Linked DNA regions of Homo sapiens: region 2 is linked to region 1. The links are chromatin loops, found by intact Hi-C in ENCODE. Cell type or tissue: PC-3. All regions are shown on one strand. Each heading gives the region's core, and the rest is flanking DNA. Links, peaks and the distances in the headings are about the cores only. Region 1 overlaps ZHX3 (zinc fingers and homeoboxes 3). Region 2 has its middle 11 kb from the start of ZHX3.

The links. Hi-C counts contacts between places; a loop is a spot of excess contacts. Peaks named below come from ENCODE experiments on the same cell type or tissue, not always from the same donor. Only the 100,000 strongest peaks of a DNase experiment are listed, where the experiment ranks them.
Region 2: a loop joins it to region 1, with 4 times the contacts of the local background. A loop is called at or near these places in 53 of 110 quality-filtered maps.

The regions. Positions count from the first base shown.
Region 1 is chr20:41,183,461-41,198,248 of GRCh38, reverse strand. It overlaps ZHX3 (zinc fingers and homeoboxes 3), which reads left to right. Exons shown (of 4, transcript NM_001384317.1): 4 at 13,048-14,788. The coding sequence ends at 13,058. It also overlaps the pseudogene RPL23AP81. Among named protein-coding and RNA genes, the nearest start is that of MIR6871, 22 kb to the right of the region's middle. In PC-3, for the core only: no CTCF peak of the experiment used is centred there; no DNase peak of the experiment used is centred there.
Region 2 is chr20:41,321,356-41,336,849 of GRCh38, reverse strand. It overlaps the pseudogene ADI1P1. Among named protein-coding and RNA genes, the nearest start is that of ZHX3, 11 kb to the right of the region's middle. RefSeq lists a silencer at 2,559-2,785 and an enhancer at 6,956-7,005. In PC-3, for the core only: no CTCF peak of the experiment used is centred there; a DNase peak (open chromatin) is centred at 7,159; H3K4me3 peaks cover 264 bases; H3K27ac peaks cover 1,768 bases.

The sequences.
Region 1 (14,788 bases), core at 6,789-14,788:
CGAGGCGGGTGGATCACGAGGTCAGGAGTTTGAGACCAGCCTGGCCAACATGGTGAAAACCCATCTCTACAAAAAATACAAAACTTAGCTGGGCCTGGTGGTGCTAATCCCAGCTACTTGGGAGGCTGAGGCAGGAGAATCGCTTGAACCTGGGAGGCAGAGCTTGCAGTGAGCCGAGATCGCACCACTGTACTCCAGCCTGGGTGGGGCAGAGCAAGACTCCATCACAAAAAAAAAAAAAAAAAAAAAGAGCACTAGTTAAGATAACTTTAGAGGTAAATATAAGAGCCAGTACTATTGTACTTTTGGTTTATAACTTTTTCTCTTTGTGCTTTATAATTTAAAAGACAAATTCATTAAAAAATTATAAATCTATATTAATGGGCATAGAATGTAAGATGTAATCTGTCTAAATAGTAAAACTAACAAATTAGTGCATTGTAAAAACAGAATCAAAACAGTACATTGTGAACAATCAAATAAATACAAAAGGAGGTAGTAATGGAATTGAGGAATCAAAAACATATAAGACATATTAAAAACAAATAGCCAAATGGCAGAAGTAAATCCTTGATCTGTAATCACATTAAATGTAAAGGGATTAAGCTCTTCTATTAAAAACAAAGATTGGCAGATTGGAGTTAAACAAATAGTGTTTATATGCTGTCTTAAGAGACTCATGTTAGATATAAGGACACAAGGAGGTTGAAAGTAAAAGGATAGAAAAAGATACACCTAGAAAATAGTAACCATATGACAGCTGAGGTGGCTATATTATCACCAGACAAAATAATCTGTTTTTTCTGGAGAAAAAAAATATATATATTTTAAATATATACAATTATATATAAAATATATTTAAAATATATACAATTATATATAAAATATATATTTTAAATATATACAATTATATATAAAATATATATGTATTTTAAATATATACAATTATATATAAAATATATATGTATTTTAAATATATACAATTATATATAAAATATATATGTATTTTAAATATATACAATTATATATAAAATATATGTATAACATGTTATATATATATAATTTAGAATTAGCCAGCAAGACTCAGCCAAGATGATCCCAGTTTTGTTGGCAACCTCAGAAGCATTGTAATCAGGAGCCAGTTGAACATACGCCTTCTTCTCTCCATCAGCCCTGATCAATGTGTTGACTTTGACCACATCAGTGTCATAGAGCTGCTTCACAGCCTGACCTGGTACTTTTTGGCTTTTAACATCCACAGTGAACACAGGTGTATTGTTGTCTTCTATCTAATTCACATCAGACTCAGTGGTCACTGGTTATTGGGAACTTGATGATGGCATAGTGGTCAAGCTTATTTCTCCTGGTAGTGCTCTTCTGAGGATATTGAGGCTGTCTTCAGAGTCATAATGTCTTGGGCCACAGGAAGGTGGGTGATGTGTGAATCTTTTTTTTTTTTTTCTTGGTGGCTGTGTGGATGCCTTTCAGCACTGCCTTCTTGGCCTTCAAAGCCTTCACTTTGGGATCAGCTTTAGGAGAGTCAAGAGCTTCCTTCTTCACCTCCAGTGTCCTCTTTTGAAAAAGGCACACAAAATAAATGTTAAATCAAGAAAGGTTACAAGAGACAAGGATATTATATTGATAAAATATTTATATATATAAATATATATATTTTTATATATATTATATATAATATATATTATATATAATATTTATATAATATATAATATATAATATATATTTATAATATATAATATATATTTATAATATATAAATATATATTATATATAAATATATTATATATAATATATATATTTATATAAATATATATTATATATAATATATAATATATATAAATATATATTTATGTTATATAAATATATATATTTATAAGATATATATTTATATATGAAATAAAAATATATTTATTATAAATATATATTTATTTTTATATATTTATTTATATATATTATATATATATATACCCCTAACAGAGCTCCAAAACATATGAAACAGAAATGACAGAATTAAAGGGAGAAAGACAAAAATAGTTGGAGACTTTAATATTCCATGTCCGATAATGGATATAGAAACCAGACAGAAGATCAATCAGGAAATAGAGGATTTCAACAACACTCTAAGCAAATTAGACCAAATAGACATAAGCAGAATACCACCCAACAACAGCAGAATACACAGTCTTCTCAAATTCACATGGAATACTCTCCAGGATAAACCGTATGTTAAGCCATGAAACAAGTGTTAATACATTTTTAAAAACTGAGATTATACAGAGTACATTCCAGTTACAGTGGAATGAAACTAGACATTGAAAATAAAAAAGTGGAAATACACAAATAGGTGGAAATTAACACACTATTTAAAAACTAATGGGTCAAAGAAATCATAAGGGAAAGTAAAAAATACCTTGAGACAAATGAAAACACAGCATACCAGAACTTATGACACATAGTGAAAGCAATCCTAAGAGGTAAATCTGTAGCTGTAAATGCATACATTAAAAGAGAACTTACGCTGGGCGCAGTGGCTTATGCCTGTAATCCCCACACTTTGGGAGGCTAAGGTGGGTGGATCACCTGAGGTCAGGAGTTCGAGACCAGCCTGGCCAACATAGTGAAACCCTGTCTCTACTAAAAATACAAAAATTAGGTGGACATGGTGGCAGGCACCTGTAATCCCAGCTACTTGGGAGGCTGAGGCAGGAGAATAATTTGAACCCAGGAGGCAGAGGTTGCAGTGAACTGAGACCGCACCATTGCACTCCAGCCTGGGCAACAAGAGCGAAACTCCTTCTCAAAAAATAAAAAATCTCAGTCGAGCATGGTGGCTTGCATCTATAATCCCAGTGCTTTGGGAGGCCAAGGCAGGAGGATCACTTGAGGCCAGGAGTTTGAGACCTGCCTGGGTAACAAAGTGGGATCCTGTCTCTACAAAAAAGTAAAAAATAAGCCAGGTGTGGTGGCATGTTCCTGTAGTGCCAGCTACTCAGGTGTCTGGGGTGGGAGGATTGTTTACCAGGAGTTTGAGGTTATAGTGAGCTATACTTGCACCACTGCATTCCAGCCTGGGTGACAGCGTAAGACCCCATGTCTTAAAAAAACTTTTTTTAAGATCTCAAATCAGTAAACTAAATGTACACTTTAAAGAACTAGAAAAGAGCAAATGAAACCCAAAGTTACCAGAAGGAAGGAAATAAAGGTTAGAGCAGATATAGAGAATCAATGAAACCAAAAGTTGGTTCTTGAAAAAACAAAATTGACAAACCTTTAAATAAGAATGAAAGAGAAGACTTAAATTACTAACATCAGAAAGGAAAGAGGGGATGTTACATTTTCACATGAATATAAGATATTTTCACATGAATATGATATTATAAGAGACTACTATTAACAGTTATGTGCCAATAAATTGGGTAACCTAGATGAAATTCCTAGAAACCCGCACTCTCCCAAAATCAACTGACAAATAAATAAAAAACCAAAATATATCAATAACTGGTAAGAAGATTGTTATCAGAAACATTCCAACAGTGACAAGTCTAGGACCCCTGGTGAATTCTTCCAAATATTGAAAGAAGAATTAACACACCAGTTCTCCTCAAACTCCTCCAAAAAAATTGAAGAGGAGTAAACACTTCTTAACTCATGAGGTCACCATTACCCTGACACCAGAGCAAGACAAGGGCACTACAAGAAAAGAAATCTACAGACTAATATCTCTTATGAATATAGATACAAAAATCCCCAACAAAATAGCAAGCCAAATTCAGCAGCATACTAAAAGGATTATACCTCATGAGCAAGAGGGATCTATCCCTGCAATGCAAGGATTGCCTGGCACATGAATATCAATGTAATTCACCACATTACAAGAATAAAGAGAATAAAACACATCATCCTAATTCAAGCAGAAAGAGCATCTAACAAGTCAACTTGCTTTCATGACAATAAACACTCAGTAACTAGGAATATGACAATATGATGAAGACCATATATGAAAAGCCCACAATTAACATCATACTCAACAATGGGGAAAGACCGAAAACTTTTCCCCTGAGATCAGGAATAAAATAAAGATGCCCAGTTTTGCCACATCTATTCAAAACAGCATTGGAAGTTCTAGCCAGAGCAGTTAGGCAAAAAAAATAAATAAAAGGATCCAAGTTCGAAAGGAAGAAGTAAAATTATCTTTGTTCACAGATGACATGATCATATATGTAGAAACTTGAGGCCAGTTGTGGTAGCTCACGCCTGTAATCCCAGCACTTTGAGAGGCCAAGGCAGGTGGATCACAAGGTCAAGAGATCGAGACCACCCTGGCCAACATGATGAAACCCCGTCTCTACTAAAAATACAAAATTAGCTGGGCATGGTGGCATGTGCCTTTAGTCTCAGGGTTAGGGCTGAGGCAGGAGAATCACTTGAGCCTGGCAGGCAGAGCTTGCAGTGAGCCGAGATCATGCCACTGCACTCCAGCCTGGTGACAGAGCGAGACTCCTTCTCAAAAAAAAAAAACAAAAACAACAACAACAACAAAAAAAAAACTTGAATCCACACACACACAAAAATAGTTAAGAGCTAATAAATGAACTTGGCAAAGCTGCAGGATATAAAAACAAAAAAAATCATTTGTATTTAGCTGGGCACAGTGACATAACTGTAGTCCCACTACTTGGGAGGCTGAGGCAGGAATTCAAGGAGGCCAGCCTGGGCAACATAGTGAGACCCTATCTGTCTAAAAAAATTGGTCGTATTTTTATACACTTGCAATGAACAATCTGAAAAGAAAATTTTAAAAATGGTATCATTTACAAGGGCATCAAAAAGAAAAAGTGCTTAGGAATACATTTAACCAAGGAGGCCAAAGAAGTGTATCTTGAAAACAACAAAATGTTGCTGAAAAACATTAAAGATAACCTAAATAAATAGAAAGATATCCCATGTTCATGGATTGATATTAAGATGTAGACGTGACCCAAAGCAAACTACAGAGTCAATGTAAAATCTATCAAAAGCATAGTCGCATTTTTACAGAAATAAGAAAATCCAGGAAGACCCAACCAAAATGGCTGACTAGAGGCATTTTGTACTCGCCTCTTCCATTAAGAACAAAAATAGAGAGTAGATAATCACACTTTGAATAGATTATCCAAGACAGAACACTGGAATTCACGGAAAAGAGACAGGAAACAAAGTAAGGAAGGAAAAAGAAGCAAGGCAGCCTGTTCAGCTGGGATTGGCTGGGAACTGAGAGAGACCCCCCAGCATGGGGAAAAGGTAAGTGAGAGACCCTCAGTGGTCCACATTTCCACCATGAAAGGATTCTGCAGTTCTAGCCACGGGAGAGCTCCTCAGCCCTTGCAGTCCCTGAAACTTAACATAGGAGGTGCCAGGAGATTGTTCAATGGAACTGCTCCAGAACGGAGCTCGCACTGGGTCCCCCACACTTCCTGAGAACAAAACAGCTACAGCAAGATGCCATTTAAAGCCCACCCCCCAAAAGACTGTACACTGTCCTGGAGTCCCTGAGTGCCAGGGCTGAGGTGTAAGAGAACTGCAGACTGTTTTCCCCAGAGCTGAGGCATAAGTGACTGGGTTACTGCAGCTGGGGCTGAAGCACTACAAGGCATGTGCTCCTGTTGTTGTGGCTGAGGTACAACTATGGTGCCAGCTACCATAGCAGGGGCTGAGGCACAAGTGCCACTGGAGCTGAGTGAGGTGTGAGTGGCACATGCATTCCCCACTGGCCAGCAACCCTGTGCTCTCCAATGGAAGGTAGTAGTACAGCACTGCCACTCCCTATCCAAGCATTCTGAAGGTGGCCTAGGGATTGCCCTGCACCTGCCCACCTTGGTTGGCACCTGCACACATCATAGGGAGCCTGAAGATGAGACTGCCCAGCCTGGCTTTACACCACCACCTCCGTGGCCAGAGCACACAGTCTAGGGGCTGGGGGATTGTCCAGCCTAGTCCACCACCATTGGCACTTGAATACTCCTCTTGGGTACCTGAGGTTGGGGCTTACCCACTTGGCCACTACTACCTGTATGTACCACTTGTGGGCCTGCAGAATGGGCCGCCCAGCCTGTTGCAGCCACTGCCAACACAAGCACATATCACTTGGGACCCAGAGGGTCATTTCAACACTGTCACTGCCATCTCCCATGCCACGCCAGCTGCCCAGGGGCCTGAGAACCTGATCACATGCCTGGGAACTGCTGCCACTACTGACATCTGAGTAAGCCACCCGAAAGCCCAAGAATCAGCCTGCTTGAACCCACTAACACTGGTGCCATTGTATGCTCCTCTGAGGTCCAAAGACAGGCATGCTCTGTCCACTGCTGCTACCACTGGTGCCTGGAGAATGGCCCACCTGGCATTCCAGTCCTTAGCAAAATTTTACCATAGCTTCCACTAGTAACTACTCAGCCACTGAGGAAATCACAGATACCACTGATGCTATTTATAGCCAAAGAAATCATACAGAGACTACACTACTGCACATACCAAGAATCAAAGCCAAAGTGTCCTACCCAAACAACACCATAGATACGTCTAGGAAAAAGTCCTCCCTTACAAATGCAAATGCAAAAAATTAGAAGAAACAACTGTTACACCAGATGTGCAGATATCAACATAAGGACACAAACATGAAAAAGCAAGGAAATATGACACCTCAGAAGGAACACAATAAATTTCCTGCAATAGATTCCAATAAAAAATAAACTCACAAAATCCCAGAAAAAGAATTCAAATTATTGAGTGTAAGGAAGCTCAATGAGATGTAAGAGAATGTGAAAAAGAAAAACAATTTGGGAAATGAATGATAATTTTATCAAAGAGATATATGTCATAAAAAAGCAAATGCTGGAATAGAAGACTTCATGAAACAAAGTACAGAATACAATTGAAAGCTTCAACAATATATTAGATCAAGCAGAAAAAAAAGTCTTAGAGCTAGAACACAGGTCTTTTGACATAACTCAGAAATAAAAAAGAATAAAAAATGAGCAAAGCCTTTGTGACATATGGGACACAATAAAGCAACTACATATCTAAATTATTGGGATCCCAGAGGGTTAAGAGAAAATGAAAGAGTGAGAAAACCTATTTAATGAAATAATATTAATAGGTGAAAACTTCCCAAATCTCACAAGAGATTTAGACATCTAGATATAGGAGGCCCTGATAGCCTCTAAATGGATACAGTGCAAAAAGGTATTCTCTATGGCACATTATAGTCAGACTCTCTAAAGTCAGATAATTCTAAGGACAGCAAGAGAAATGTGTGTAAGCAACTATAAAGGAAGCCCCATCAGACTAACAGTGGATTTCAGCAGAAACCTTACAGATCAGGAGAAAATGAGATAATATGTTGACAGGGCTGAAGGGGAAAAAAAGTAAGCCAAGGATACTATGTCTAGCAAAATTATCCTTCATAAATGAAGGAGAAATAAAGTATTTCCAAGACAGGCAAAAGCTGAGAGAATTGATCACCACTAGACTGGCCCTACAAGAAATGCTCACAAGAGTCCTAAACATGGAAGTGAAAACATGACATTTAACACTATGTAAAACACACAAAAGTATAAAACTCACTGGCAAAGCAAACACACAGATGAGGAAAAGACTCAAATGCTACCACTACAGAAAACTACCAGAGTACAATGCCAAACAAAAGAAAAAGGAAAAAAATATATAAAACAACTAGAAAACAACAGTATAACAATAACAAAACCTCACATATCAATAATCCTTGGCTGGGCATGGTGGCTCATGCCTGTAATTCCAGCACTTTGGGAGGTCAAGGTGGGCAGATCACCTGAGGTCAGGAGCTTGAGACCAGCCTGGCCAACATGGTGAAACCCTATCTCTAAAAATACAAAATTAGCCAGGCATGGTGGCACATGCCTGTAATCCTAGCTACTCAGGAGGCTGAGGCAGGAGAATTGCTTGAACCCAGGAAGCAGAGGTTGCAGTGAGCCGAGATTGCACCCCTGTGCTTCCACCTGGGCTACAAGATTGCACCCCTGTGCTTCCGCCTGGGCTACAAGAGCGAAACTCTGTCTCAAAAAATTATAATGCAAGGATGGTTTAACATACACCATTCAGTTAATGCAATACATCACATCAACAGAATGAAGAGCAAAAATCGTGTGGTCATCTCAATAAACAGAAAAAGCATTTGATAAAATTCAACATTGCTTCATGATAAAAAAAAAACACTCAGAAAACTGCATAGAAAGAAGATAGTAAAGGCCATAAATAAACCCACAGCTAGCATCATACTGAATGGGGAAAAGCTGAAAATCCTTCTTCTGAAAACTGGAACATGACAAGGATGCCCACTTTCACCGCTCCTATTCAGCATAGTACTGGAAGTTCTAGCCAGAGAAATCAGGCAAGAGAAAGAAAAGGCATCCAAATTGGAAAAGAGAAAAATTGTCCCTTTTTGCAGATGACATGATCTGATACTTAGAAAAACCAAAAATGCTCCACCAAAACTCTTAAAGCTGGTAAGCAAATTCAGCACAGTGGCAGGATATAAAGTTAACGTACAAAAATCAGAGTTTCTATACACCAATAATAAAATAGCTGAAAAAGAAATCAAGAAGGTAATCTGATTTACAATAGCTACCAAAAATAAAAAAAGATACTTACGAATAAATTTAATCAAGGAAGTGAAAGATCTCTGCAAGGAAAACTGTAAAACACTGATGAAAGAAACTGAAGAGGACACAAATGGAAAGACATCCCAAGCTTATGGATTGGAAAAATTAATATTAAAATGGCCACACTGTCCAAAGCAATCTACAGATTCAATGCAATTGCTATCAAAATACCAATGTGATTTTTTCACAGGAGTAGAAAAAAACCCTAAAATTTGTACAGAACCACGAAAGAGCTAAAATAGTCAAAGCAATCCTAAGCAAAAAGAACAAAGCTGTAGGCATCACATTACCTGACTTCAAAATATATCACAAGGCTATAGTAACCAAAACAACATGGTATTGGTATAAAAATAGACCCACAGACCAAAGGAAAAGAAAATAGAACCCAGAAATAAAGCCACATATTTACAGCCAGCTGATTTTCAACAAAGGTGCCAAGAACATGCAATGAGGAAAGGACACCCTCTTCAATAAATGATGCTGGGAAAATTAGATATCCATAAGCAAAAGAATAAAACTGGACCTGTATCTCTCACCATATACAAAAGTTAAGACAGATTAAAGATTTAAATATAAGACCTTGAATTATGAAACTACTAGAAGAAAACAGTGCAGAACACTTCAGGACATTGGTCTGAGCAACGATTTTATGGCTAAGACCTCAAAAACACAACTAAAACAAAAATAGACAAAGGGAACTATATTAAAAATCTTCTGCATAGCAAAGGAAATAATCAGCACAGAGACAATATGTTGAGTGGGAGAAAATATTTGCAAAACTATTCATCCAACAAAGGACTAATATCTAGAATATATAAGGAATTCAACAAAAAATCATATTAAAAAGTGGGCAAAAGGTGGGGCACAGAGGCTAACACCTATAATCCCAACACTTTGGGAGGCCGAGGTAGGTGGATCACTTGAGCCCAGGAGTTTGAGACCAGCCTGGGCAACATGGTGAAACCCCATCTCTACAAAAATTAGTCGGGTGTAGTGGCACATACCTGTAGTCCCAGCTACTCAGGAGGCTGAAGTGGGGGGATCAGTTGAGCCCAGGAGGTTGAGACTGCAGTGAGCCGTGGTTGTGCCACTGCATTCCAGAGCCTGGGTTACAGAGCGAGATCCTGTGTCCAAAAAAAAAAAAAAAAGGTGGGGGTGGGTGGGGGGACAAAAGACATGAATAGACAATTCACAAAAGAAGACATACACATGGCCAATAGGTATATTAAAGAACACTCAACATCACAAATCAAAAGGGAAATACAAATCAAAACCACAATGAGATGTCATTTTATCCCAGTTAGAATGGCTATTATTAAAAAGACAAAAAATAATAGAACTGGAGGTCATTATGTTCATTGGAATATCCCAGGCACAGAAAGACAAATACACGTTCTTACTCATATGTGGCAGCTAAAAATCTTGATTTCATGGAGATAGAGAATAGAATGATAGATAGCACAGGTTGGGAAGGGTGTGAGAGTAGAAGGGGGAAATGAAAAGAGGTTGGTAAATGGGTATAGACTTATAGTAGATAGAAGAAACAAAGTCTAATGTTAAATAGCAGACTAGTGTGACTATGGTTAGCAACAACATATTGTATATTTCAAAGTAGCTAGAATAGAGGACTTGAAATATTACCAACACACAGAAATAATAAATACTAAGGTGATGGATACCCTAAATATGCTGACTTGATCATTACACATTCTGTGCATGTAAAAAATATTCACATGTACCCCATAAATATGTAAACTATCAATTATAAAAGAATAATCCATCCTAAAGTTTATATAGAATCTCAGGGGACCCCAAATAGACAAACTGAGAAAAAACAAAGTTGAAGGAGTCACACTCACTTGATTTCAAATTGTACTACAAAGCTACAGTAATCAAAACAGTGTGGTACTGGCATAAGGAGAGACATACAAAACCAATGGAATAAAATAAAAAGCCCAGAAATCCCCACGTAATGGTCAATTGATTTTTGACAGGGGTGCAAAGACCATTCAATGGGAAAAGACAGTCTTTTCACCAAAAGGTGCTGGGAAACTGGATATATACATGCAAAAGTATGAAATTATACTCTTACCTTGTACTATATACAGAAATTTACTTAAAATAGATCAAAGAACTAAAAAAAGCTAAAGCTATAAAATACTTAGAAGAAAATAGAATCCTTCCAGATTTTTGATTAGGCAATTATTACTTTTTTTTTTTTTTTTTTTTTTTTGAGACAGGTTCTTGCTCTGTTGCTGGAGTGCAGTGGTACAATCAAACCTACTGCAGTTTCAAACTCCTGGGCTCAAGCAGTCATCCCACCTTAGCCTCCTGAGTAGCTAGGATTACAAGTGTGCACACCTGGCTAATTTTATTATTACTATTTTGTGTGTGGGTGTGTGTGTAGACAGGATCTTGCTATGTTGCCCAGGCTGGTCTTGAACTCCTGACTTCAAGCATTCCTCCCCAACCTCCCAAAGTGCTGAGATTACAGGTGCAAGCCACCCCATCTGGCCAGGCAATGATTTCTTATGTATGACACTCAAAGCATAGGCAACAAAAGAAAATAATAATTTGGATTACGTCAAAATCTAAAACTTTTGTGTTTCAAAGAACACTGTTAAAAGAATGAAAGAACCCACAGAATGGGAGAAAAGAGCTGAAAATCATACATCTGATAAGAGATTTATATTCAGAATATGTATAGAACTCCTAAAACTGAACAACAAAACCAATTCAAAAACGGGCAAATGATTTAGACATTTCTCATAGGAAAATATACAAATGGCCAATAAGTACATGAAAAGACGAACCTTTGGCATTAGGGAAATGCAAATCAAAACCACAGCGTGATACCACTTCACACTTAAGATGGCTGTTACAAACACACACCCAGAGAAAACAACGTGTTGGGAGGATGTGGAGAAACTGGATCCCTTGTGCATTGCTGGTGGGAATATAAAATGGTACAGCTCCTTGGGAAACGACTTTGTGGTTCTTCAAGAAGGTGAATATAGAATATTACCATGTGATCCAGCAATTTCACTCCTAGGTATACGCCCCAAGGACTGAAAACAGGGACTCACATATGCATGTACATCAGTGTTCTTAGTGGCATTATTCACAGTAGCCAAAAGGCGGAAACAAGTACTTACCACCAGATAAATAAAGAAAATGTGTGTGTACATACAGTAAGATATTATTCAGCCAAAAAAGGAATAAAATTCTGATATATCCTACAACATGGATGGACCTTGAAAACATTTTTGCTAAGTGAGATGTCAAGACACAAAAAGACAAATATTGTACCATTCAACTTACATGAGGTATCTAAAATAGGCAAAGGCATAGCGATAGAAGGTAAAATAGAGGTTACCAGGGCCTAAGGGGTGGAGGACATGGGGAGTTGTTGTTTAATGGATATATAATTTCTGTTTAGGATGATGAAAAATTGCTGGAAATAGAGTGATGGTTTTATAACATTGTAAATGTACTTAATGCTACTGAATTGTACACTTAAAATTGTCGTAATGGTGAATTTTATGTTATTTATATTTTACCATGGTTTTTTTCTTAAAGTCAACATGGAAATGTGATGAGTGGATTTGAATGACAAGCATTGGCTCCCCTCAGCTACTAAATCCAACACAAAGTGACATGTTGCTGTCCTTTGTGGGACAGAGCAGGAATGGCAGGGGGTGGCCATTGCCATTGGCATTGTTCTCTTCTGTCTGAGACAGGTAACTGTGGGTACAGGAAGGGCCAATCTGTTTATCTGTACCTGGTTTCTCATGGCTTTCTCAGCCAGCTGCAATTAAGGACCATTTCTTTATGAATCACAGATGATGAACCTCTCTGATATCAGCCTTACTTTGACTTTGATGTTAGGGTTGCAAGTTACAAATGAAGTGAAGACATCAGTAGAATACATATCAGAACTAGACCCAGCTGCTATTATATTGGAACAGTATGTTCTGGAGAGCCTGGAAGGAGAGGGCAGGATGAAGCATTTTAGGACAGGACTCCAGAGACGGTGGTGGCGGAAGCCTGGGGAGCTAGGGGGATTTAGTGGGCCTGGAGAGGCCAAACCACTGCTCCTGCTGCTAGGCCTAGGGTTTAGCAGGGTCTCTCAGAGAGTCTGATGGCCTTACAAGGTTGAGCCAGCATCCTGTCCTTAACCCACATTCCCTCAGGCTGGAGGGTGGGGGAGTGGGTGGCAGAAGGCCATTCATTGCTCATGGAATTAAGAGGTCCTCAAAGCCAGTGATGCCACCCTGGTATAGCAAGGACCAGGCTGCCTGGGGGGCAGGTGGTGGCAGCTGCCGTAGAGTGACAGGCATGTGTTTTCTTCTCAGAAACAGACTGAATTTGATCTGATTAATGTGAAGGACTGGCCAGTCTGGGAAACCGCCTGCCACGTGGAAGAGCCAAACCCGACTCTCTGCTGCCACATGCCGTTCCCATGCCCGGCTGCTGGGCACCTGGGAGAGCTTCCAGAATCCTCGCAGACAGCCCAGAGCCTGCCGCTACCCTCGGCCTGCCCACCACCAAGCAAGCAGCAAGCAAGATGGGGTTCTCATCAGTTCTTCCTCCCACAATGTAGGACCTTTCCTTTACCTTCCAATGGATAAAATAGTTCAGAGTTCATAGTCATATTCATAGACACAGAATCAAGCTTTTAACATATACATCCACCTCTATATGTTAAATAAAACATCAGATTATCAACACTGTCATTACGTAGAAACTTTGGTTAGCCAAGCAGTGCATTGTCAGTTACGTCATCTCTAAAAATGACCTGTGTCTGTTCTCTGGGGATTGCTGGGTCACAGGTGCCCCTCACCTTCCACAGTCAGGCAGGGAAGTTATAGGCACAAAGCTACGTCTGGAACCCCTTTGTGCCCCCTTTGTGTTCCTCAAGGAAGCAGTACCTTTGAAGAGATCTCTGCTGCATTAAGTGATGACCGGCTACGTTTCATGTCAGGCTTGCTTTGCCTTGTGGGCTACTCAGTGCAGAACCTGCTGTAACCCTCAGTTCAAAAAATGGACTGGCAATGTGATTAGCGTTGGATGCTTTACCATTCTCTTTAGTTGTTACCGTAATTCTGCTTTTTCATGGGAGTTTGAATCATGGACCATAACTTTTCAGTTATCAGATCAACTAAAGAAACATTTGTTGTTAAGCCTAATGTGCTGACCTATGTGCCTGCATTTTTTTTTTAATCTAGACATGTTTGGAGTGAGAGAAAGATGGAAAAAAGACATGGGGTAGGGACGTAAGTGGAAATCTATAGCCACAGCCTGAAGCTTTGACCACTGCGGTTTTCAGAGCCCTTTCTCCACACTCATTTCAGAGCCTCCTATGGTTTGGGAAGGAATAACACACTGGCCCATTAGTAAGGGTGAAGGCTGGAGGGATTTGTTGACTTCTTGGAATTATCAGAGGTAGGGTGGTCTTTAGCACAAAGACTTGCATGCAGAGATCCCTGGCAGAACACCCAGAGTGCCCGTGGCTCCCACCCCAGGGTCTGGCCGGTGTGCTGGATGCATGCCCAAGGGTGCTGGGCATCACTGGTCCTTGTGAGGATGCTTTTAAAGTTTTATATTTATGTCCCCAAACTTGGAAACAAGAACTCTACTTTAGCCTAACCCTCATGTCCTTTTTTGAATTGAGAAAATTACAGGAAATGGTGCCTTTGAAAATTAGAAAACTTGCTTACAGAGCTGTTCTAAATGGTAAATCCTCAATTTCCCCAAGACCGGTTGCTCTGAGAGTAGCTGGTAAAGAGGGGCGAACTAAAGACCTGTCCACCTGTAGCTCCGCTCATTTCTTAGAAACCACCTGCTTCCCAGAGTGCCAAGCCACAAGTACCAGGCTTCGTGGGCACAGACACCTCCTGGGCTGGGCAGAGTGACAGTGCTAGAAGACCCCAGAGAGAGGGCAAGGGCTTTGGGCAAGAAGCACTGGTGGTGTTTTAGGGACCGTCCTTCTCCCCTACCCAGGGAACTGGACCTGGCAGGGCACCGTGCTCATGTGGCTCCAAGGACAAGCATGGCGGTGGCCCCTTCTGCCTTCCAGGAGAGGTCTTGCTTTTG
Region 2 (15,494 bases), core at 3,861-11,860, 140 kb before region 1:
ACCTGCTTGGGACCTTTCCCATCTCTGCTCCTGTTCATGCTTTCCCTGCCTGCCATGTCTCCTGCCTACTCCCAGGAGGGATCGCTAACATTTATTGAGCACCTACTGGGTGCATGAGTTCTTCATTTGCATTATCTCATTGGATTTTCACAAAACCCAGGATAATGGGGACAGTAGTTATCCCATTTTACCAGTGAAGAAACTGACACCCTGAGATGGGGATTTGTGTGATCTTGGCTCACTGCAACCTCTGCCTCCCAGGTTCAAGCAATTCTCCTGCCTCAGCCTCCCAAGTAGCTGGGATTACAGGCGCCCACCACCACGCCTAGCTAATTTTTGTATTTTTAGTAGAAACGGGGTTTCACCATGTTGGGCAGGCTGATCTCAAACTCCTGACCTCAAGTGATCCACCCACCTTGGCCTCCCAAAGGTGCTGGGATTACAGGCGTGAGCCACCATGCCAGGCTAACAGTGATTCTTTTTTTTTTTTTTTTTTTTTGAGATGGAGTCTCGCTCTTTCACCCAGGCTGGAGTGCAGTGACGCAATCTTGGCTCACTGCAACCTCTGCCTCCCAGGTTCAAGTGATTCTCCTGCCTCAGCCTCCTGAGTAGCTGGGATTACAGGTTTACAGGTTCGTGCCACCATGCCCGGCTAATTTTCGTATTTTGAGTAGAGAGGGAGTTTCACCGTGTTGGCCAAGCTGGTCTCGAACTCCTGACCTCAAGTGATCCACCCACCTTGGCTTCCCAAAGTGCTGGGATTACAGGCGTGAGCCACAGCACCCAGCCCCAACAGTGATTCTTAAAGTGTGGTCCCTGGACCAGCAGCAGCACTTGGGAACTTGTTAGAAATACCAGTTCTCAGGCCCTACCCCAGACCTACTGAATCAGAAACTCTGGGGGTAGGGCCCAGAATCTGTATTTTAATAAGTCCCTCCCTGCCTGCACCACCAAGTGGATTCTGATGCTCACTCTAGTCTGAGACCTGCTGCTGTAAAAGATAAAGTGACTACCAGACTCTCCCATCCCGGCAGAGGAACAGAGGACAACAGGGTGATTGTGTTCTTCCTGAGCACCATGCCTGGGCCAGGCACTAGAGATGCTGCAGGAGCCCCATAGTCTTAGAGGATGGGGAGGGGAGGGGAAGAACAGACCAGCAGCCAGGGAATTGCAATATAAGATGATGAAACCTGAGGTGGGGCAAGCCCAGGAGCCCATAGTGGGGTGGGAAGGGTCAGAGAATGCTTTCCAGAGAGTGGAAAAGTAAGTTGGAATTAGGTGAAGACAGGTGAGCACAGTGATCCAGGTGCAGGGACTCATTTGTACAAAGGCCAGGCTGAGCCACCTGGGGATAGTTTAGGTTGGGAGGTGGGAAGGGTATAAAATCCCTGCCCTCAGAGCGAAGGAAGACGCTGTAGTGAGTGCTGAGGGTAAAGCCTCTGCCTTCCAGGTGGAGTAAATGCTGGAGAAGATGGAAATTGGGGTGTGAAGAGAGACCCAGGAGGTGCCAGGCCTCCCCACTTCCTTCAATCCAGGAGCTTTTGCTCTCAAGACATTTGCTCAACCCCCAGCCATGTCAGTGAGCAGTGGGCAGGTACGTGGTTGCGAGGTCGGGGCTGCCGGGTCCAAGCGCAGCTCCTTCCTAGGCTAGGTGAGAGATGGAGCTGGGGGAGCAGCCCCCTCCGCCCCCGGCTGGAGAGGTTCCTGCTCTGTGTCCCTGGCTGGGTTGCTTTTGCCTTCCTTGTTTCCTTCTCCTGAGGATGTGGCCAGAACTGTGCACAGCCACTGGGGGCCTCTCCTCCCAGCCAATGGAAACAATTCCTGGATGTTATCAGGGACCCTCAGGCTGGAGGGCAGGAGACTTCTGTTGCCATCCGCAGCTCCTGCTAAAGGTACCTTTTGTGCCAGATGAGGAGTGACCCGGCTTGTCTAGATTGCAACTGTGCGGTTCCCGACTCCCGGAAAGACGTCAGTTTAGCAGCCTTTTTGGAATTTGTTTGTAATTTCTAGCCTGGAGAGGAATCCTGAAAGATCATTAACCAATGTAGGAAGTGGAGCTTTCTGTGGCCTAAAAATCCCTTCAGGATTTCCCAACTGCCCCATGGGTTTGATCCTCAACAAAGGGACCTCCTATTCTTTTTCTTCTTGGGGTGTACCTTCTGCCCCCACCCGCCCTCCATCTGGCATGTGGACCATGTCTTAAGCTTTGCAACTCCAAGAGGATCTGGCACAGTGCCCTCCACTTAGATATTCAGAAATATTGTTTACAGAATATCAGTTTATGCTGGGCCTTGAACTATATATAGATGGGGTAAATATAGGAGGCAATAGGCAGTCTAAGTGGGTGGAAGTGGTGAGTGAAGGCATGGGTATTGAAGACAAAGCGAATGCAAGGAGATAACCTTGAATATGGGGCAAAACCATGGGCACTGGGGAGCTATCAATGATTATTGAGCAGGAGAGTGATACGGTATTGCTAGTCACTAGACTAGGCCCTTTGTATAAGTTGTACACACCATCTGCTTTCACCGTCCTGCCCCTTCTCTGCTTGGACAGTTCTTCCCTCCCTCTGTCCACATTGTTGATGCCAACTCATTTTTCAGATTCCAGATCCATTGTTACTGTCTTCAGTGGCAGACAGACTCTAAGGTGGCCCCTGCATTTCTGCCTCCTGGTGTTCATGCCTTTGTGTCATCCCTTTCACTGAAGTGTGGGTAGGACCTGTGACTTGCTTTTAACCAATAGAATATGGCAAAGGTAATGGAATATCACTCCTGTGATTATGTTACATTTTATAATATTCTGCTTTGGCCAGGTGTGGTGGCTCACGCCTGTAATCCTAGCATTTTGGGAGGCTGAGGCAGGAGGATTGCTTGAGCCCAGGAGATTGAGACCAGCCTGGGCAACATAGTGAGACCCTGACTCTACAAAAAATAAAAAAAAATTAGCTGAGTGTGGTAGCACGTGCCTGTAGTCTCAGCTACTTGGCGGACTGAGGTGGGAGGATTGCTTGAGAGCAGGAGGTTGAGGCTGCAGTGAACTGTGATTCTGTGATCATGCCACTGTACTCCAGCTTGGGCAACTGAGTAAGACCCTGTCTCCAAGAAGAAGGAAGTTGCATTTTACAATGACCATTTAGAAATGAATCCATAAAAAAAAATCAGATCAGCACTTTATCAGAGTAAAATTTGACAGAAGAAAGCCCTATGATATTTATGTTATCATGGTTCCTGTCTACATTTTAATCCTTTTTTACAATTTTATTTATTTTTTTAAAGATAGAGACTCTGTTGCCCAGACTGGACTGCAGTGGTGCGATCTCAGCTCACTGTGACCTTTGCCTCCTGGGTTGAAGTGATTCTCCTGCCTCAGCCTCCTGAGTAGCTGGGATTACAAGCGTGTGCCACATGCCTGGCTAATTTTTTGTGTTTTTAGTGGAGACAGGGTTTCACCATGTTGGCCAGGCTGGTCTCAAACTCCTGGCCTCATGTGATCCACCCGCCCCAGCCTCCCAAAGTGCTGGGATTACAGATGTGAGCCACTGCACCTGGCCTTAATCCTAAAATTAATAATTTCAGGATTAAAATGTACACAGGCACCATGATAATAACATTTAAGGATCGACTTTCCTCTGTGCAGTGAGAAACAGACCCCCAAGACCAGTGTGAAAGTAATGAAAAATTAATTTTAACATGAAAAATTTTCATCCAGTTTTAGAAAAATACTTAGAAAACAACCTGACCTTCTAAAACATGAAATTTATTTGGGGTTTTTCTATGATTATAACGAACTAGGCATAATTGTGTCTTAGAATTGAGTAGAGTCTTAGAATTGAGTAGAAAAATAACGTACTAATTCTCTTGATAAATTTTAAAATACTAATTCTGTTAAAATCTTGATTGTGAAAGAACCTAGACAACTCGCACTGAAAAAAATACCAACACAGATAATATACACATTAATCACATACATATACAGTCACACAAAGAATCTAAACTGGTGATTTTAACAAGCTAGGCAAAATACCATATATACTTGAATATAAGATAATGCCAAGCCATGAGCATAAAATTGAGGCAGTCACTTTATTTTGTTTTGTTTTGTTTTGTTTGAGATGGAGTCTTGCTCTGTAGCCCAGGCTAGATAGAGTGCAGTAGAGCAATCTCGGCTCACCGCAAGCTCCACCTCCCAGGTTCACTCCATTCTCCTGCCCCAGCCTCCCGAGTAGCTGGGACTACAGGCGCCCACCACCAAGCCCGGCTAATTTTTTGTATTTTTAGTAGAGACGGAGTTTCACCGTGTTAGCCAGGATGGTCTCAATCTCCTGACTTCGTGATCTGCCCGCCTCGACCTCCCAAAGTGCTGGGACTACAGGCGTGAGCCACCGCGCCCAGCAATGACTTTATTTTGAACAAGAAAGTGGCATAAGCAACTCAGAATGTGTCGCCTAACATAAGAGCTCTTCCCTCTATGTGTATAATTCCCCACCTCAGTGTATAATTTTGGGAGAAAAAAAGTGTCTTCTATCTGGTTATCTACCATTGCACCTTGTTACAAGGCAGGCACAATATCATGTCCAGATAGAACATCTAAGGAGATACATTTTGGGAGATGAAACTCTCATTTGGACTAAAGATGAGTGCATGTACTAACACAGGGCTACTGAACCACTAGTCTTGATTGCATTAGACAAAACGAAGGTGACTTGTCTTCATTTCCACAGTTGCTTCCATGTAAAAATCAGTTTTATTGCTCCTTTCATTAAAAAATATTCTGAGCCAGGCACGGTGGCTCATGCCTGTAATCCCAAAACTTTGAGAGGCTGAGTCAGGCAGATCACTTGAGGCCAGGTGTTTGAGACCAGCCTGGCCAACATGTTGAAACCCTGTTTCTATTAGCCGGGTGTGATGATGTGCACCTGTATACAAGCTACTCAGGAGGCTGAGGCATGAGAACCACTTGAGCCTGGGAGGTGGAGATTGCAGCGAGCTGGAATCATGCCACTGCACTCCAGCCTGGGCAGCAGAGTGAGACTCTGTCTCAAAAAATAAAAATAAGATAAAAAACATTCTGATCAAATAATCTTGCAAAGGAAAGACAAGTTTACCGTATAAAAGCAAAGAGAAAAATGATTTTGTGCTCAGTTACGTTTAGGACCTTCACAAAGTACATGTTCTCAGGGAGCCCTGCTATGCTGTCTGTGCCAGAAATTTCATGTATTGTCCCTGGACATTGAAATGGTCAGCTGGCCCATTGTATGCTGTCCACACTGGGTCTCCCTGAATGGCCATATGGCCTTCACGTACTTCTTTTCATCCAGAGTGAGGTGGTGACGAATTCCTGTGGGGAGAGTTATGTCTCCTTTCTCCATGAAGATGTAGATTCACTTGTCTTCTTTATCTGTCATATCAAAAGTATCCACTGCCACCCGGGATGTAACAGATCCGATCATCCAAGTGTAAATGCTCCCCATAAAACACCTTAATCTTTTCTTCATAATTTGGTAATTTATCTTTACATATGGTTATTATGTCTATCCAGGAGTAGCTTCTCTCTCTTTGAGTCTTTTCTAATTCTGGATCATTCTCTCATTTGTCAGTGTCCAGCTTTAGTAGTGCACCCTGAGCCAGCATGGCTGTTTCTGGCCCACTGGGTGGCCAGGGGCTCGGGGTGGTGGGGCTGCCTCCAGCAGTCTGGGAACTCATCCATGTACTAGGCCTGCACCATGGCTGCAGATGCTAACAGGCAGAGTGGGGCTAGAGAGGGGAGGCTGCATGGAAGGGCTGCCACTGGGAGTGAGGGGCTGTTGTGATTAGAACTCAAGGCTCTCAGGAGCTGGACAAAAGGTAGAAACTGTTGTTATAGATGAGGAAAAGGAAACCAATTATTGAGTACACTTAAAAGTATACTTGGTCAGATGCAGTGGTTCATGTCTTTAATCCCAACACTTTGGGAGGCTGAGATGGGAGGATCGCTTGAGCCCAGGATTTCAAGGTTGCAGAGCTGTGATTACACCACTGCACACCAGCCTGAGTGACAGCGTAAGACTCTCTCTTTAAAAAAAAAAAAAAAAAAAAAAAGCACACTGGCTGTTTCCTCTGCCCAGAAGTTTCTTTCCCTAGATGCCTACCTGGCTGGCTCCCTCACTAACCTCAAGACCACACCAATGTCCATGAAGTCTACCCTGACCATGCCCAGACACCTCTCTGTGCTCTAATCTTTTCCAGTAGCCCTAACAACTTCCTTGAGTGCTAATTCACTTCTTGAGGATGTCTGGTATGTGTGTGTCTCCCTCCAAAAGAATGCAGGCCCCGTGAGGACAAGACATCTGATCTGTCTTCACTGACAGTTCCTAAGAACAGTCTGGGGCCGGGCACGGTGGCTCACGCCTGTAATCCCAACAGTTTGGGAGGCCAACACGGGTGGATCACTTGAGGCTAGGAGTTCAAGACCAGCCAGGCCAAGATGGTGAAACCCTGTCTGTACCAAAAATATAAAAATTAGCCAAGTGTGGTGGTGCATGCCTCTAATCCCAGCTCATGGGGAGGCTGAGGCAGGAGAATTGCTTGAACTGGAGGTGGAGGTTGCAGTGTGCCGAGATGGTGCTACTGCACTCCAGTGAATGAGACTCCGTCTCAAAGAAACAAACAAAAAGCATCTGGCACATAGTAGGTCTCTGATAAAGATTAGTGAGTGAATGTCCACATCTTTAAAGGTTTTGCCTGTACCTTGAAGTCTCTGTTCCTTGGGGCTGCCTCTTTGCCCAGTACTCTTGACCCTGTCCCAGGTGATATGACCTGTTGCCCAGTGTCTGCCTGATCAGTAGGGTCTTCCTAGAGTGCCAGCGTTTTGACCTCCATGTGTCCCCACTAAATTGCCAGCATGTGTGAAATACTAAATTCCAGCTGTTTTTGTTTTTGCAGGGCAAGAGGGTTAAAGAAGGAGTAGGAAGAGGGGGAGCTGATGAGAGGAGCAATGGTCAGAGTGGAGGGGGTGGAGAGAGAATACAGTCACAGATTTCCCCACCCCATCAACTTTCCAAGCAGCTCAGAGCGGCAGCAGAGCCGCGAGTGAGGGCTGCGCACCACATATCCGGAGCTGTGTGCCACGTGGCAGAAGCTGTCCCGTTGAGTCATGGGATGTACTGCTGCACTGCTCTAGAGTTTGGTGTGTAGAGTATTTTTGGTTTTTACAGTCCAGCTCTCTGTGTAATGACTTCCTTCCCGTGGCCTTGTTCATCGAGGTGTCCCTGAACGACTAGCTGAGTCACAACATTCCTTGCAGCTTAAAACACTGACCCAAGGCAGTTTCTCCATGTAGTTAGGGACTTAGAAGGCTGCCAGGGAGTGCCTAGGGAAGACAGTCTGTAGTGCTCCTGTCTCTAACAGGCACCCCTCCCCGAAAACATTTAAAAAGCAAGTGAAAATAGAGAACAAATTCCATCTGTTAAGTCACTAGGAAATGGCCTCAGCCCTGCCACAACCTGAAGAATAATTTGTCAGTGACCATGAAGTCAATTTCAAATTGAATCGGGGCACCAGGAATGAACATCCATCGTCTCAGTGTTACTGCAACGCGAAGGGTCAGAAACCCATGTGAAGAGATTGGACTGGTGGGAATATAAACTTGCTCAGCCCTTCTATAAAATAAGCCAGTAGTTCTGAGTAAAATTAAGTATGCATAGGGCTCAGTAGTGTAGCAGTCTCATGCCTGGAAATACATTTTGAAGAAAGTTTGCTCAGATCCGCAAGAAGACAAGCAGGAGGTTATTTGTTACAGTGTTAATGGCATACAGGAACTAGAGGCAAAGGAACTAGGGGATGAGTTAGTAAAATGTTGTGGATACATACCTTGGAATTCTACATGAAATAGACATAAAACAGCATGGATGGAATTTATAGTGTTAAGTGGAAGAAAACAGTAAAAGATTTAAAACACAAGGCCAGGCGTGGTGGCTCATGCCTGTAATCCCAACATTTCAGGAGGTCAAGGAGGGAGGGCTGCTTGAAGCCAGGATTTTGAGATCAACCTGGGCAACAAAGCAAGAGGCTGTCTGTACAAAAAAAATTTGTTTAATTATCTGGGTATGGTGGTGCGTGCCTGTAGTCCTAGCTACTCTGGAGGCTGAGGCAAGAGGATTGCTTGAGCCCAAGAGTTGGAAGCTGCAGTGAGCTATGATCACACTACTGTGCTCCAGTCTGGGCAGAGGAGTGAGACCCTGTCGTGCCAAAAAAAAAAAAAAAAAAAAAAAAAAAAACGGTGGGGAGAGATTTAAAACACAACCTTTTTTCAGTTTTACTGAGGTATAATTGATGTATAATAAAACACATATCTAGGCCAGGCGCAGTGGCTCACGCCTGTAATCCCAGCACTTTGGGGAGGCCGAGGCGGGCGGATCACGAGGTCAGGAGATCGAGACCATCCTGGCTAACATGGTGAAACCCCGTCTCTACTAAAAAATACAAAAAATTAGCTGGGCGTGGTGGCGGGCGCCTGTAGTCCCAGCTACTCGGGAGGCTGAGGCAGGAGAATGGCGTGAACCCGGGAGGCGAAGCTTGCAGTGAGCAGAGATGGCGCCACTGCACTCCAGCCTGGGCGACAGAGTGAGACTCCATCTCAAAAAACAAAACAAAACAAAAAAACACATATCTAAAGTGTACACTGAGTTTTGATGTGTGTACCTGTGAAATGATCACCACAATCAAGGTAATAAGTATATTAATCACACCCAGAATTATGAAGTTTCCATCACCCCCTAAATTATGAAGTAGGTCTCTATGTATTAAAATATGTTTAACAGATGTTTAGCAGCTACTGTTAAGTTTTAAAAAGGTAAACAATACATGTAATATAATACCATATTTATAATAAAAAACGTTTAGATACCCTAAAAAAATCTGGAGGAACATACAACAAACTTAATTATGTTTATTGTTGAGAATCTTTCCAGAGCTGCATGGCCTTCTTTTGCTAATGTGCAGTGCACCTCAGGAATTGCTTGTTGTCCCATATCGTGGCCTCCAGTGCCTGATGAAAGTTTAGCATGCTATAAATGGGTCATTATGACCCCCTAACTTTCAGTGACTTTATTAAAATAACCCTGTAGCTGGGTATGGTGGCTCACACTTGTAATCATACCACTTTGGGAGGCTGAAGCAGGTGGATCACTTGAGCCAGGAGTTTGAGACCAGCCTGGGCTACATAGTGAAACCCTGTCTCTACAAAAAAAAATAGAAAAATTAGTTGGGCATGGTGCTGCGTTAGTCCCAGCTACTCAGGAGGATCACTTGAACCCGGGAGGTCGAGGCCGCAGTGAGCCATGATAGTGACAGTGCACTCCAGCCTGGGTGACAGTGAGCCCCTGTCTCAAAAAAAAAAAAAAAAAAGTAACACTGAAGTCATCACAATGGATTCTAACAGAAGGGTGGCCTGACCGTAATAATGTTCTCTATCCCCACAGCAGAGAGCTGTCAGTCACTTCCTTGAATTCCCTCACCTCGAAGGCCAGTTTCTCTCCTCATCCCTGCATGCAGGAGATATTCCAGTAGGGGGTTGGTTTTCTGTGCCTGGGTACAAAATGGTGATTCCCTAACTAGTTACCATGAAATCTGTCTCTATTACCACTCTTTCTGTGTCTCATAAGTAGAGGAGTGGTGGGGGATTGTGGGGGAGGGACATGTTTGGTTTTGTGTGGCTATGGGTTTTATAGAAAGGCAGTCTTAAGATGTGTGTGTGACTTCTCTGGCTTCACACTCGTTATCAGATTCTTCCATGGTACTGTGCACAGCTATACTTCACTCATTTTCAGTGTTGTCTGTAGTGTTCTGCTGAGTGAATATATCACAATTTATTCCATCTGCTACTGATGGGCATTTGGGTTGTTTCCAACGTGGGGTTATTATAAATAATGCTGCTGTGAACATTCTTGTACATGTCTACTGCTGTATCTGGGCATGTGTTTCTCATGGGTATGTATTTTGGAGCAGAATTTCTGGGTTATGAGCTATGCCTATGCTTAACTTAAAATAATGCTACTGGGTGCGGTTGCTCACGCCTGTAATCCCAGCACTTTGGGAGACTGAGGTGGGTGGATCACAAGGTCAGGAGATCAAGACCATCCTGGCCAACAGGGTGAAACCCCGTCTCTACTAAAAATACAAAAAATTAGCAGGGCATGGCAGCATACACCTGTAGTCCCAGCTACTTGGGAGGCTGAGGCAGGAGAATTTCTTGAACCCTGGGGGTAGAGGCTGCAGTGAGCCAAGATCGCGCCACTGCGCTCAAGCTTGGGACAGAGCGAGACTGTGTCTCAAAAAAAAATAATAATGCCAAACTGTTTTCCAAAATGTTTATACAAGTGCACTCCCTTCAGCAATGTATAAGAGCTTCCCTTATACATTCACCAACAGTTGTTACTGTCAGACTTGGAATGTTTAGCCACCTGGATCTGTAGTAGTTGTTCGCTGTATTTCATTTTCATCATTAATGAGGCTAAGCACTTGCTACATGTTTATTGGCTGTTTGGATTTGTGTCTGTGTGTGTGTGTGTGTGTGTGTGTGTGTGAAGAGCCTATTTTTGCCCATTTTTCTATTGGTCTATATAGTAGTTTTTGTATATTTTGGATATAAAACTTTTGTTATGTGCATGGCAAATCTGTGGCTTGCTTCTTCACTCTCTTAGTGATGTCTCTTGTTGAACAGTTCTTAATTGTAAAAAAAAAAAGTGCAATTTATCGATCTTTCCTATGGCTAGTGCTTTTTCTGTTCTGTTTAAGAAAACTTTTTTTCTTTTTTTTTTTTTTTTTTTGAGGCGGAGTCTCGCTCTTGCCCAGGCTGGAGTGCAGTGGCACGACCTCGGCTCACTGCAAGCTCGGCCTCCTGGGTTCACGCCATTTTCCTGCCTCAGCCTCCCAAGTAGCTGGGACTACAGGCGCCCGCTACCATGCTCGGCAATTTTTTTAGTATTTTTAGTAGAGATGGGGTTTCACCATGTTAGCCAGGATGGTCTCAATCTCCTGACCTCATGATCCGTCTGCCTCGGCCTCCCAAGTGCTGGGATTACAGGCTTGAGCCACTGCGCCCGGCCAAGAAAACTTTTTCTACCTTGAGGTTATGAAGATATTATTGTATGTTATCATCTAAAATTTATTGTTTTACCTTTCATGTTTAAGTCCATATCCAAAAAAATTGGTTTGGCTGTTCATTGAATAAGTGAAGTTTAGTTGGAGCAACATATCACATATATGCACCCATTCATTCAAGATATATTTATTGAGTATCTTCTGTATGTCAGGCCATGATTATAGTTTTATTTTGTGTATTTAGGTCATAAGCAATCCACCTGCCTTAGCCTCCCAAAGTGCTGGGATTACAGGAGTGAGCTACCAGACCTGGCCAGCGTCAAATAGTTGAGTCTTGTTTGTTTGTTTTAATTTCAGTTTGTTAATTTTCCCCTTTTGCTAGAATATTTAGTCCATTCCCATTTAATATAATTACAGATATGATTTCAAACCATTTAAGTATATAATCTGGCTATTTAAAAAAATCTATTTGTCCTACCTGGCTTTTGTCCCTGTTTAATTTTTTTGTCCTTCTTTTGGAGTAGCCAAGTATTTTTTATTCCATTTTATTATCTCCATTTGATTTTTTTTCTTTCTTTCTGAGACGGAGTCTGGTTCTGTCACCAGGCTGGAGTGCAGTGGTGTGATCTCAGCTCACTGCAACCTCCGCCTCCTGGGTTGAAGCAATTCCCCTGCCTCAGCCTCCCAAGTAGCTGGGACTACAGGTGCATGCCACCACGCCCAGCTAAGTTTTTGTATTTTAGTAGAGATGGGGTTTCACCATTTTGGCCAGGATGGTCTTGATATCCTGACCCCGTGATCTGCCCACCTTGGCCTCCCAAAGTGCTGGGATTACAGGCATGAGCCGCCCGGCCCATTTGATTTATTTATTTTTTTTAAACTGCGGTAAAATCTACATAAATCTACATAAATCTAGGTATTAACTTTTTTTTTTTTTTTTTGAGATGGAGTCTCTCTCTGTTGCCCAGGCTGGAGTGCAGTGGTGCAATCTCAGCTCACTGCAACCTCTGCCTCCCAGGTTCAAGCAATTCTCATGCCTCAGCCTCCCAAGTCGCTGGGATTGCAGGTGAGCACCATCACACCTGACTAATTTTTGTATTTCTTGTAGAGATGGGGTTTCACCATGTTGGCCAGGCTGGTCTTGAACTCCTGAGTTCAAGTGATCCACCCACCCTGGCCTCCCAAAATACTGGGATTACAGGTGTGAGCCACCGTGCCCGGCCCTGTATTAACCATTTTTAAGTGAACAGTTCACTAGTGTTAACTTCATTCACATTGTTGTGCAACCAATCTCCAGAACTCTTTTCATCTTGGAAAACCAAAACTCTATACTCATAAAACAATAACTTCCAATTCTCCCTTCCCCCCAGCCCCTGGCAACCACCACTTTACTTTCTGTCTCTATGAATTTGACTATAGTAGGTATTTTACATAAGTGGAGTCATACAATATTTGCCTTTTTCTAACTGGTTTACTTAACCAGTTAGAAAAATGTCCTCAAGTTTCATCTATGTTGTAGCATGTCAGAATTTAATTCCTTTTAAAGATTAAATAATCTTTCATATGTATATACCATATTTTTCCCATTTATCTGTTAATAGATGCTTGAGTTGTTTCTACCTTTTGATTATTGTGAATAATGCTGCTATAAACATGGGGGTACAAATATCTCAAGACTTAGCTTTGGACCTGGGAGTGATGTATGGTGAATTATACACCACACAATGATGTTTTGCATATACAATGGTGCAACACTGTACGTGCAGTCAGTGATGAACTGCATGTACAGTGGTGGTCCCATAAGATGGTAATGGAGACTAAAAACTCCTGTCACCTAGTGGCCTTATAGCCATCATAACATCAGAGTGCAACACGTTAGTCACAGGTTTGTGGTGCTTCTCATGTAAAGAAACCTGTGTTGCCAGTTGTCTAAAAGTACAGCACATACAATTATGTACAGTACATGATACAGGTAATACAAATAACTTGATACTTGTAATAAATGACTATGTTACTGGTTCATGTGTTTACTATTTATCATTATTTTAGAGTGTACTCCTTCTACTTATAAAAAATAACTGTAAAATAGTCTCAGGCAGGTCTTTCAGGAGGGATTCCAGAAGAAGGCATTTTCATCATAGGAGTTGACAGCTCCATGCATATTATTGCTTCTGAAGAGCTTCCAGTGGGACAAGATATGAAGGTAGAAGACAGTGATATTGATGATGCTGACCCTGTGTAGGCCAAGGCTAATACGTCTTTTTACAATAAAGCTTAAAAAGTTAAAAAAAAGTTAATAGAAAAAAGCTTATAGTTGGGAACCCAAGGCGGGTGGATCACTTGAGGTCAGGGGTTTGAGACCAGCCTGGCCAACATTGTGAAACACTGTCTCTACTAAAAATACAAAAATTAGCCAGGCATGGTGGCACACACCTGTAATTCCAGCTACTCGGGAGGCTGAGGCAGGAGAATTGTTTGAACCCGGGAGGTGGACGTTACAGTGAGCTGAGATCACTCCACTGCACTCCAGCCTGGGCGTTGGAATGAGACCCTGTTTCAAAAAAAGAAAAAAAGGAAAAAGAAAAAAAGCTTACAGAACAAAAATATGAAGAAAGAAAATGTACAGCTGTACAGTGGGTTTGTGTTTTAAGTTCAGTGTTATTTCCCAACTACTTGGGGAGCTGAGATGGGAGGATTGCTTGAGCCTGGGAGGTTGAGGCTGCAGTGAGCTGAGATTGTACCACTGCACTCCAGCCCAGGTGACATAGCGAGATGGTCTCAAGAAAAAAAAAAAGCTAAGTGTTATTACAAAACAGTCAAAAAGTTAAAAATATTTAAAAGTACAATAAGCTAAAAAAGTTAAAGTAAGCTAAAGATAATTATTAAAGAAAATCTTTTTTTACCTATTTATTTTCCTTTCCTTTTTTTTTTTTTAAGAGATGGGCTCTCCATCTGTCACCCAGGCTAGTGTGCAGTGCCATGATCGTAGGTCACTGCAGCCTCAAACTCCTGGGCTCAAGTGATTCTCCAACCTTAGCCTCCTGAGTAGCTGAGACTATGGGCATGTGCCACTACACCCAGCTAATTTTTACATTTTTTTGTAGAGATGGGGGGTCTCACTGTATTGCCCAGTTTGTCTCAAACTCCTGCCCTCAAGCAATCCTCCCACCACGGCCTTCCGAAGTGTTGGGATTACAGGTATGAGCCACTGTGCCTAGCCAAATAAAAGCATTTAAAAACTAAATTTAGTGTAAGTATGGCCGGGCATAGTGGTTCACTCCTGTAATTCCAGCACTATGGAAGACCGAGGCAGGCAGATCACTTGAGGCCAGGAGTCTGAGACCAGTCTGGGCAACATATTGAGACGCTGTCTCTACTAAAAATATAAAAAATTAGCTTGGCATGGTGGTGCACACCTGTGATCCCAGCTCCTAGGGAGACTGAGGCACGAGAATTGCTTAAACCCAGGAGGCAGAGGTTGCAGTGAGCCGAGATGGCGCCATTGCACTCCAGCCTCAGCAACAGAGCGAGACTCTGTCTCAAGAAAAAAAATTTAGCAGTAAGTGTATAGTGTGTATACAGTCTACAGTGGCATACAGTAATTTACTAGGTCTGCACATTCCCTCACAACTCCCTCACTGACTCACCCAGAGCAACTTCCAGTCCTGCAAGCTCCATTCATAAGTGCCCTGTACAAGTGTACCATTTTAAAATATTTTATACCCTACTTTTACTGTACCTTTTCTATGTTTAGATATGTTTAGATACACAGATGTATACCACCGTGTTATAACTGCCTACAATATTCAGTACTGTAACATGCTGTACAGGTTTGTAACCGAGGAGCAATAGGTTATACCATATAGCCTCAGTATGGTAGGCTTTACCGTCTAAGTTGTGTAAGTACACTGCATGATGTTTGCACAATGAAGCAATAACCTAATCACACATTTCTCAGAACATATCCCTGTCATTAAGCAATGTGTGACTGTACTTCTACTCACATTTTATTGACCAAAGAAAGTCACATGGCTATTCACAAATCCAAGCTATTGTAAGGAAGTACAATCCTATCATGTGCCTACAGAGGTCTTATGGAGAGCATCCCAGTTTTTGTCCCCTTTTTTGCTGGGAAAAAAACAGCTTTCAGGCCAGGCATGGTGGCTCATGCCTGTAATCCCAGCACTTTGGGAGGCCAAGGCTGGTGGATTGCCTGAGGTCAGGAGTTCGAGACCAGCCTGGCCAACATGGCAAAACCCCATCTCTACTAAAAATACAAAAGTTAGCCAGGCGTGGTGGTGCACGCCTGTAATCCCAGCTACTTGAGATGTTGAGGCAGGAGAATCACTTGAACCTGGGAGGCAGAGGTTGCAGTGAGCCAAGACCATGTCATTGCACTCCAGCCTGGGTGAC